Linked DNA regions of Homo sapiens: all the other regions are linked to region 1. Evidence: chromatin contacts called from ENCODE Hi-C or POLR2A ChIA-PET data. All regions are on one chromosome and are shown on one strand. Each heading gives the region's core, a stretch centred on a gene start or an enhancer-like site at or near the end of the contact. The rest is flanking DNA. Distances are from core to core; before and after follow the strand shown.

What was found. A loop is a pair of places that touch in the nucleus more often than their neighbours do. ChIA-PET counts read pairs that join two places held with the same protein, here RNA polymerase II (POLR2A). Pooled maps may share reads with other maps.
Region 2: a loop to region 1 is called in a pooled map, with 4 times the contacts of the local background. The contact joins the promoter of BATF3 here to the promoter of PACC1 in region 1. A Hi-C loop is called at or near these places in 6 of 50 pooled maps. POLR2A ChIA-PET finds 5 or more read pairs at or near these places in 3 of 52 experiments (activated CD4-positive, alpha-beta T cell and activated naive CD4-positive, alpha-beta T cell).
Region 3: a loop to region 1 is called in a pooled map, with 5 times the contacts of the local background. The contact joins the enhancer-like site here to the promoter of PACC1 in region 1. A Hi-C loop is called at or near these places in 4 of 50 pooled maps. POLR2A ChIA-PET finds 5 or more read pairs at or near these places in 2 of 52 experiments (activated CD4-positive, alpha-beta T cell and activated T-cell).

What each region holds. Positions count from the first base shown.
Region 1 is chr1:212,413,057-212,416,247 of GRCh38, forward strand. PACC1 (proton activated chloride channel 1) reads right to left here and starts at 1,830. Exons shown (of 8, transcript NM_018252.3): 1 at 1,666-1,830. The coding sequence starts at 1,701. RefSeq lists a silencer at 1,482-1,541.
Region 2 is chr1:212,698,580-212,701,793 of GRCh38, forward strand. It overlaps BATF3 (basic leucine zipper ATF-like transcription factor 3), which reads right to left and starts at 1,261. Exons shown (of 3, transcript NM_018664.3): 1 at 1,094-1,261. The coding sequence starts at 1,183. RefSeq lists silencers at 559-1,008, 1,199-1,278.
Region 3 is chr1:211,937,428-211,940,537 of GRCh38, forward strand. INTS7 (integrator complex subunit 7) reads right to left here. Exons shown (of 20, transcript NM_015434.4): 20 at 2,976-3,110. Among named protein-coding and RNA genes, the nearest start is that of INTS7, 97 kb to the right of the region's middle. RefSeq lists an enhancer at 1,478-1,557. Within about 2 kb of position 1,469, at least 5 of the 41 ENCODE cell types and tissues checked have a DNase peak (open chromatin) inside an H3K27ac peak, as active enhancers do.

The DNA of each region.
Region 1 (3,191 bases), core at 580-3,079:
CTATAAACCTAAAAACTTTCAGACACATCTCATTCCCCAGGATTCCCCCACTGTTTAGGGTACAGAATCTAGGGGTCATGGAATCCACAGCACTGGTTAAAATCCCTCAGACTCCTTTCAGACAAAGGAAACAGATGGAATAAAGGGGATGGGAGGAGAAATATAGAAATCTGTCCAAGGCCAGATTCCAGCCAAGATCCTACACTAAAAAATGGCAAGCCTTAGGCAAATCTCATCTGCCTTCAAGTTGGCTTCTCCCTCCACTGTAGGGCTAAGCCACCTGCTTTATATAGTCCACAAAGCCCTTCTGTGAATCAGTCTTTTACAAAGGGAGATATGTACAGCAGTAACTATTGACTAAGACAGAAGGCAGCAAGTTCATTATGAGAAGGACAGACAGAAATGCAGACGGGTCTGGAAAGCGGACCCCTATGGAACACATGGAACTTGAGGTAGCCCTTGACTTCTGGGGGCATTTTACCCAATGGAGCTTGGCGGAGCGTTGATGAAGGAATGGAGTGAGCACACGCACAGAGGCAGGAGCACATTTTAAAACTGAGTTTCCACTGTGCCAGACCCTAGGTGGGTTAGGAGGTGGCAAAGGTAATGGGAGACATGGCTGCTGTGCTGTTCAGAGCTTTGGGAGCCTGCTGAGAAGTCTGGACTGTTCTGGGCAGACGAAGGGCAGCGTCAGGTCTGAGAAAAAAGGAATGCTCCGAGGTGAAGGCAGGGCCTCAAGGCAAATCTGGAGAGTATAAGAGACTAAAGGGAGCGATGGTAACACAGTATCGCACTCAGAGGTTACAGCAAACACAGGGACACAAACTGGAGGAGGACCGACCTGGAACTGCCTGACTTTGGCCAATGAGGCGGCACGATGGAGGGGCACAGAAGAGGACGGTTGCCAAAGATGACCAAGGTTTGGGGGCCGAGAAGTGGAGGCGGAGGAGGAGAGCAGTTTCACTAATACAGCTGGAGAAGTGAGGAGGCAGGGCTTGCTTGAAGGAAGCGCTGGACGCACAGCCTGCAGCGCAGGACAGAGAAGAGACAAAGAACTGGAAAGTGATAAAGTCGTGGGAGGAGGTGAGACTGGAGGGAGAGACGAAGAGGAGCGAGAACTAGCAGAGTCCATGAAGGCACTTTTTCAAAGTTAGGTGGTCACCAAAAAACAGGTAATCAATCCTGTCACCAGCCGCGGGGACAGCGAGGCCTTGGGCTTGGAGGGGGAGGATGCCGACGATGCCGACCGCGCATCAGATCTCGCCGGGAGGAGGGCGCGGGCGCTCCACTTGTTGCAAAGAACGCCGGGTTCCTCTGGGCCATTGGGCTGCCGCTCCGGCGGGGAGCGCGGAAGGCTGGGCCTCAGGTAGCTTCAATCATTCACCTGCTGGTTACGGGTCGCGGCGCCGGGGACCCTACTCCGGACCTCGGCCATGCAACCCGCAGCATACGGAGAACGCTGGGCGCCCGCTCCGCTGCCCCGCTTCCTTCCTGCCCCTGGGCCGCTCCTCTGCACCCCGGGAGCCCTCCCCTGACGCACCCGTCGGTCCCTCGGAAGAGCCCTCTGCCGCGCAGCCCCGACACCCCCCGCCCCGCATCCGCCCAGGCCCCCGGGACCCTGCTCCTCCGCCTCAAACTTCCCTTCCGTCTCTCACAACCTCGTACCTCCTGGTAGGATGTGGAGCGCTCCTGCCGGATCATGGCACTGACCAGAGCTTCGGCACACCTGAGACCGCCCCAGCCCGCGGCGCACGGACGCAGCACTGCGGCCGCTGCACCTGGACCTACCGGCTCCGCGAGGCGAAACCGGTCCGGAGGGGCGTCCCAGAGACCAGGCGTGGCGATACTCGGCGCATGCGCCTGGCCGCTGCCGCCCAGGAGTCGCGAAAGTGTTGATGGGAAATGTAGTTCTGGGCGGGGGCGCCCCTCACACCAGCTCTCACCCCTGTGGCGGAGGCCTGCATGTGACCCTGGGCCAGCTAAGCTGGTCCTTAGACGCGTGCCTCTGCGTCTCTCACTTCCTCTCTTTGTTGGAGGGGGAGGGACGGAGAAGAGGAGTGGAAAGTGGAACAAAGTCAGATGAGTAGGAGCCCCTAATCTATAATTGCAAGAGGAAGCTTGGCCTGGCGGTTTAAAACGGTAATAAATGTCTGGAGAGCACTTTGTATGTTAGTTACAAAGCGCTCTCACTCACATTATGCCGTTGATTCTGCAAGGAACCCTGTAAGAAGGACATTTTTCTCCCTAATTTACAAATGAGGAAACTGAGGTACTTTGTTTCAGAAAGGATGCGGGTGGAGCGGTAATCAAATGAAGATTATTTCATCCAGGGGTAGACTGCGGAGCCCATGTTCTCTCCATTATTCCAGGGGCAGGAGTACCCCTAGGTTCTTGTCCTGGCTCTGACCCTCCCCTTTAGGTCTTGCAATGCTCTGAGCCCTCCTCTCCTCGCCTTAGAATGCAACTGCTAAACCCTGCCCTGCCTGACAAGGCCTATGAAAGCAGAAAGGAAGGATCGTGCAGAGAAAGCCTAAAGCCGCTGTTCAGCCACAGAAGAAGCCTCAAGCGCTAGATGTGGCGTCAAATCTGGTGTTGGCCCTGTGGCAGGGTGGACCTGAAGACCACATCTTCCTCTCCTCCCACTGCCTGAAACAGCTGTTGTGTGAGGGCCCTCGGCTCCTCAGTGGTGAAGCAGATAGAGGCTGCTTGTTGTGCCTTGGTGAATGCTGCTCTGTGTCCCTTGCAGCTGCAGCTTGGTAACCCCTCCACTCAGGCCACTGGGAGCCTCTTCTCTCCTCAGTGATAAGCAGAATAGTGCCAGCCACATCAAAGAACCCTGGACCTCCTGGAGCATTAGCAATGGGAGGTCCCCATCACCTCTCCTGACCACTCACCCCTATCCTAGGCCCTCTGCTCTTAAATCTGTTATATGGGACAATATATATAGTGCCTAACACATTGTAGGCACTCGACAAATGTTTGTTAAATTTATGAATGGAACACTGATTCCAGCCATTTCATTTAACAGTTGCTTACCAAAACAAATTAACAATAGCAGACCACTAATTAAATTCCTTACTGTGTTAATACAATGGTACTTGATAGAACAAGTTCACACCATCATAGAATATTAGAGCTGGAAGGAACCAGAGAATTCTATTCCAACCCTGTCATTCCTCTCTAGTCTTTGT
Region 2 (3,214 bases), core at 11-2,510, 280 kb after region 1:
AAGTTGCTACTTTAAAAAAAAATGTATTCTGCATAGTGCTTCTCATGCCTCTTTGCTCTCTGTAATCAAAAAGTCACTAGCACAAGAAAGCAGCCTGCATACTGCCCTCGGGGAGCTGACTCTAAACTGGACTCATCACCATGATCACACCTGCCAACCCAGCAGAAACATTTAATCAAGACAGAAAGAGGTGAGCGAAAGTTAGAGATAGTATTATGTTATTAACCATATCTGATTCAGTCTCAAAAATCCTGAGAGGTTGATGTTACTATATTCATTTTACAGATGGGGAAATGGACGGTCCGAGAGGTTAAACAAATTGCTCAAGGCTGCTCAGCCTGTGTGTGGCAAAGCCCAGGCCCAAACTCAGATCTCTGTGACACTCCAGCGACACCTGATGACATGGGCCGGGCGCTGAATTGGGAAGGTGGGGAGTAAGGATGAAAAGACCCAGTCTTCGTCGTAAGGCAGGTGGCCAAGACCCAGGCAAAGTTTCCAGACGGCCGTCCCTGTGGCCAACCTGGTCTCCTTCCTGACTGCGCCGCTGTAAACGTTGCTAGGGGACAGCGAACTGGGAAGGGGCAAAGGGTTTCCACCAGCTGGGGGCGGAGTCGGCCCTTTGTGGGTTCCCTCCGCCCAGGCTGACTAGTCCGGCGTTCTCCATTCCCGCGGCAGCACCCCCCCCACCCGGGGGAATCCTGGAGGGGCTACAGGCGCGGGTGGTGGGGTGGCAGTCGCTGGCTGCGCCAGGATGGGGCGGCCCTCAGGGCAGTGCGGAGCCCACGTGCCGGGGAGCACCGGCCATGCCCGGCCCAGCCAGGCGTCGGCGCCCTCGGGCTTCTTCCCCCAGAGGGCGCAGGAGCTGGCTCAGGAGCCATTCCAGGAGCCGCGGACACTGTGCGCACGACAGGGTCCCTGGATCGCCCCCATTCCCCAACATCCCTACGCCCCTACCTCTGCTTGTCTCCGGCCGCACCCGCCACCTCTGCACCTCCGCAGTCACCACCACGGAACTCCAGCACCCACCTCCTCGCCCCCCGCGGCGCGCCGGTCCCCGCACCCCACGGCCCTCCCTGAGCCTCTCGCCCTCTACCTGCTGCTGCGGCTGCGGCTGCGGCTGGTTCCCGGGCGCCGCGACGCTCCTCTGCAGGACGCTGCCGGCGGCCGGGAGCCCTTGCGACATGCCGGGCGCTCCTCTGGCCCGGCCCGCCCCGCCCCGCCCGCGCGCCCTGCCCGTGGGGCTGCCTACGGGCGCTGTCCCGCCGCCGGCATCCTCGTGCCGCACCCACGGCCTCGCGCCGGCCCCGCCCCCTCAGGCTTCCCGCTCTCCCCGCTACTCCACGCGTCGGCCCAGTGTCCCCGCGCGCCAGTCCCGGCAGCCGTCCTTCCCGTCCCACGTCTGCCCCGCCCTCCTTCTCCCACCCCCGCCTCGTTTCCTCCTCTGCCCGCCCTCTCTCCGCACCTCGGGGTCCCAAATCCCACCCCTGCCGCGGCTTTCCGCCGGCGCCCCGCGCTTCGTGGAAGTCACGTGGTGGCTCTGAAACCCCGGAGGGAACGCGAAGCCCACCCACGCGAGGCGACGCCCGGGGGGGTGGGGACCAGGGGGGCGCCATGCAGCCTTTGGGGTCCTTCGGCGGCTGCCGGGGAACTCAGGTTGAGAAACACAGTGGGTGTTTTGGGGTCGGTGTTTTTTCCCGGTCCCATCGCGGCATCTTCCTGCGCCTCAGCCACGCCCTGCGTCCGCCCCCCGGCGCGGGGGTCACAGTCCCGGGGGACTTTCTCCGCGGCGATCAGTCATCCGGGCGCCACTCTCGCTCCTCCAGCGGCCCCGAAGCCGCGGCTCTGGGGTGAAGACGCCGGCTTCACCGAGTCCCACCGCGCACCCCGAGCCACGGGCGCCCCAGGGACTCTGCAGGGAGTGCCTGCCCTTCCCGTCTCGGGTCCGCCGGGCTGTGGGAGGGAACGAGGCGGGGCGGCCCCGAGGGTGAATTCCCGGAGCGGAGGGTGGGCATGGGGAGGATGTCCCGGACAAAAACGGTGACGGGCTTCCCTGAGAGCGAATCTGCCACGTGGGACGTCACTAGTGACAGGTTTGGGGATCTGGACCCGCCATGCCACGGTTAAACGGCCCAGATCATTTTTCTTTTTCAAGATTTATCTGCTCGTGCCAAGCTGGGGACCGGGTTGAGGTAGGGCAAGTCCCTGTCCACCTGCCTGCCAGTCAAAAGATGCGAAGCCAAGACAATTACCCGTGGTCCTAGCGAAGGAAACACTAGCGGCCACAGGCTGTGGTCTGCATGCTGTGAGCACCGGGAAAGATAACCGCGATTCGGGATGGGCGGGTGGGAACCAGACCAGAAGGGCAGAAGTGCCTACCAAGTGTGGTCGCTTGGGTCTTCAGGTTTGTGGGCAGCAGTGGGCATGGGGACAGTCATTTCCGATTCCTTTTTAAGTCTTAAATGAGTGCACGTGCCCCCCGCCAGGATTTAAGACCCACTCTTGCAAAAGCTTTGAGAGAGCTTGAGTGAACTTGGCTGCCTGGAGGCCAGCGGGAAAGCGAGCGGAGATTCTTGTCTGTGTGATCAGAAGCTTCGGCCAACTGAGAGGCGGGGAGGAAGACGGAGGGTGGACGCAGCCCTTTAGAGTTGCAGCGCCACACTCCACAGCAGCAAGGCTGCGCAGCAGAGCCAGCGCTACGCTGGGTTATCTGCCCGGATTAATCTTTTCCTCTCCGTTATTTCATCACTCAGCTTAACTGGTGGTTGCCCCAGGACTATTTTGCATCCCACAAGGTACCCACACAAGGTGCCTAGCATAGCACGCTACATACACTCAACAGGTGCTCAGTATATGTATTGCACTAGGTCAGCTGAAAGCTCTCATTCCTGAAGCACTAAAAGGGCTCTAACGAGCTAGGAAAACATCTGGGTCAAGGGGTTATCATTTTCAGAAGTGATTTCATTCCCCAGTGTTTTTTATGCACAGAAAAGGCAAGGTAGAAACACCTCGGGAACATTCCCGTGCACTCCTACACTTTATTCTGGTCATGCCCACTTTTCTCACTGAACCACATCACATTTTAAGTCCTTTGGGGCTGCTGCTTCCCTGTCTCTCCCCAGGGAGCCTGAAACCATGTCCCAGCACACACGAACTCTTTATATAGGCATAGTCTACTGTCTTGTGTTACGCAAGGGTTTCTTCAAATACATTTAGT
Region 3 (3,110 bases), core at 219-2,718, 480 kb before region 1:
TAAAAATACAAAATTAGCCGGGTGTGGTGGCACATGCCTGTAATCCCAGATACTTGGGAGGCTGAGGCAGGAGAATCACTTGAACCTGGGAGGCGGAGGTTGCAGTGAGCTGAGATCGCACCATTGCACTCCACCCCAGGCAACAAGAGCAAAACTCCATCTCTAAATAAATAAATAAATAAATAAATAAATAAATAAATAAAATAATTAAATTTAACTGAATTAAAAGTAAATTAATTCAGTTCCTCAATCACACTAGCCATATTTTAAGTACTCAATAGCTACATGTGGCCAGTGGCTGTAGCGGTTAGTGCAAATTTAGAACGCCTCCATCATTACAGAAAGTTCTGTTGGTCAGTGGTGCCTATACTCTACATACCAAGTGCCAGGTCATCTTATTCTCAATATTCTGTTGGCAGGTATTGGCACAGAAAGATCAAGTGACTTATCTAAGGATTAATGATGAGTCTTATAAATAGAATTTAAACTGACTTCTCTGGGACCCTAGTCTGAGGATCTTGTCTAATTGGTTTGTTCTTCTCTGAACAGTATCTTAACATGAGAAATGGCATATTCCCCAGTTGCAAATTGCCTGCTATCTTGGTTGGTTTGCGCTAGAAAGGTTATGTCTGAAGGTCTTAGTTTAAGCTGGAATACATTAATTTCTGAATAGTCAACATTCTATTGCTATCATCACTGAAGGCAATCAGCAGAATGTATTTACATATATTTCCTTGTATGTCTGCCTTTACATATTTTAATTAAATGATTTATAGCATAGTAGACAGAAATTCTATTTTGTTTAGATCATTATTACTCAATGTACCCAAATTGCATTAGGAAAGATAGCTTAAATGTGTTTAATAGCAGAGACAAGGTAATAAAATGCTCAGTGAGAACTGATCTAACACTTTGGAAAAAAAAATACTAAGGAGGATAATGACAGTAGTAGTAATAATAAAAGCAAATGCTTATATATCTGTTTTACTATATGCCAAGCATGTTCTAAGTAAATTCTATACTAACTCACTTAATTCTCATACCTACCCCATGAAACACTAATATGTTTCTCTATTAGGAATAAGGAAATTGAGGCATAGAGAGACTAAGTAGCTTGTCCAAGGTCATAAAGTTAAGATTGGAACCTCGGCAGTATGGCCCCAAAGGCTGGTGCTCTCAGTCACTGGACTACACAGCAGTCCCCCTTATCAGTAGGAGATACGTTCCAAGATCCCCAGTGGATGCCTATGACTGAGGATAGTACCAAACCCTATATACACTACATTTTTTCCTATACATACACACCTATGCCAAAGTTTAATTTATAAAATAGGCACAGTAAAGAGATTAAGTGATTATAAAATAGAACAATTGTAACAATATACTGTAATAAAAATTATGTGAATGTGGTCTATCTTCACCTCTGGGAACTGAAACTGAAAAGCAAAGTGAAAGTGAAAAGCAAAAACTGCAGATAAGGAAACACTACTGCACTGCAAAGTGACGAAGCACTGAGAAAAACTAGTCCTGTCTTCCTAGCTTTAACCAGCAAGTGCCCTTCATATTTCTAAATTTAGGGAACATGCCCACTTCACAATTAGTATGCATCTTTCTTTTCTGCATCTCATTTTTCTTTTCATTCATTAGTGTAGTGTTGAAGTTATAAACAGCTTCCCCCACCACAAATAACCATTTAACAGTTGATGCCAAAAATTCAGTAGATATTTTACTAAACAAAATCAGAGTTCCAATCCTGGATCTAATGGACATACTAAAATAAGTCTTTCTTGCTTCAGAGTTATGTTCAGTTCAGTTATACTCTGAACTTCTTGGACTTGCTTTTATTTTAATAATTCCTGGCCAGGCACGGTGGCTCACACCTGTAATCCTAGCACTTTGGGAGGCCAAGACGGGCGATCACCAGAGTTTGGGACCATCCTGGCCAACATGGTGAAACCCATCTCTACTAAAAAATATAAAAACTAACCAGGCGTGGTGGCACATGCCTGTAATCCCAGCTACTCGGGAGACTGAGGCAGGAGAATCACCGGAGCCTGGGAGGTAGAGGTTGCAGTGAGCTGAGATTGCACCACTGCACTCCAGCCTGGGCAACAGAGCGAGACTCTGTCTCAAAAAAAAAAAAAAAAAATTCCTTTCTGAGTTTGTGCCAGGAGCCCATAATACACCAAGTTAAAAAGTTCATAAACATAGCTATCAAAACCTATCTTTTAAGAACATAACATTTGGGAAGTTCTCAAAGGGAATTGATGGCTTACAAGATTTGCTTCTTTTTTGGAGAAATCTACCTTGAATGGCACCAGAAGCTTGAAATCCACATTGTAAACTTTAACCCTGAAAATAGCCACTTAATTACAAATAAAAAAGATCTCCAATTTAAGAAATGTTTTTGTTTGTTTTTAGTCTTTCAGTCACTTGATAATACAACTCTAGGCTGGAATCCAGAAAACCAGTCTAATTCAGTCACTTGACAGACAAAAAAAAAAACCCCTAAGATGTAGAGGTAAAGTGACTTGCTTGGTCACACAGCTAATTCACCAGAACCAAGAGTGAAACCCAGGCTTTCTGATTCAGCTGTTTCCACACCTGGTAAAAGAACAAGGGGTTCTGCACTGCTCTGGCAATTTTTCCTAAGCACGTGTTCCCAGGTGCTGAGATGACTGTGTAGGTTGTGTGAACCTCATACAACTGGGCTGCATCTGAAGAGATGTCATTCAACCGTGGACACTGTAGATCTGTACACATTTTATGAGAATGTTCTGGCTGTTAGCAGTACAATGGGTTGTGCTCATGAAGGCAAGCAATCTTGGAGAGACCCAAGTTGCAAATCACTTCTCAGTCCCAGAGGCCGCATGACAAGAAAGAAAAAAAAAACAACAACCCCTTTTTATTTTTTATCTTAAGCTCCATTCTCCTTTGAATTAATGTTGACTTTGAAGAGAAAAAGGCAAAACACAAGCAAAGAAACAGATATTTATTTAAAAAGGAAATTCCAGGGAAAGTACCCTGCTTTACCTTAGGAGCTGCATCCGGCCAAATTACTTATAGCATCGGCATCTGCAACCATATGATCCCTGATGTTTAGAAATCGT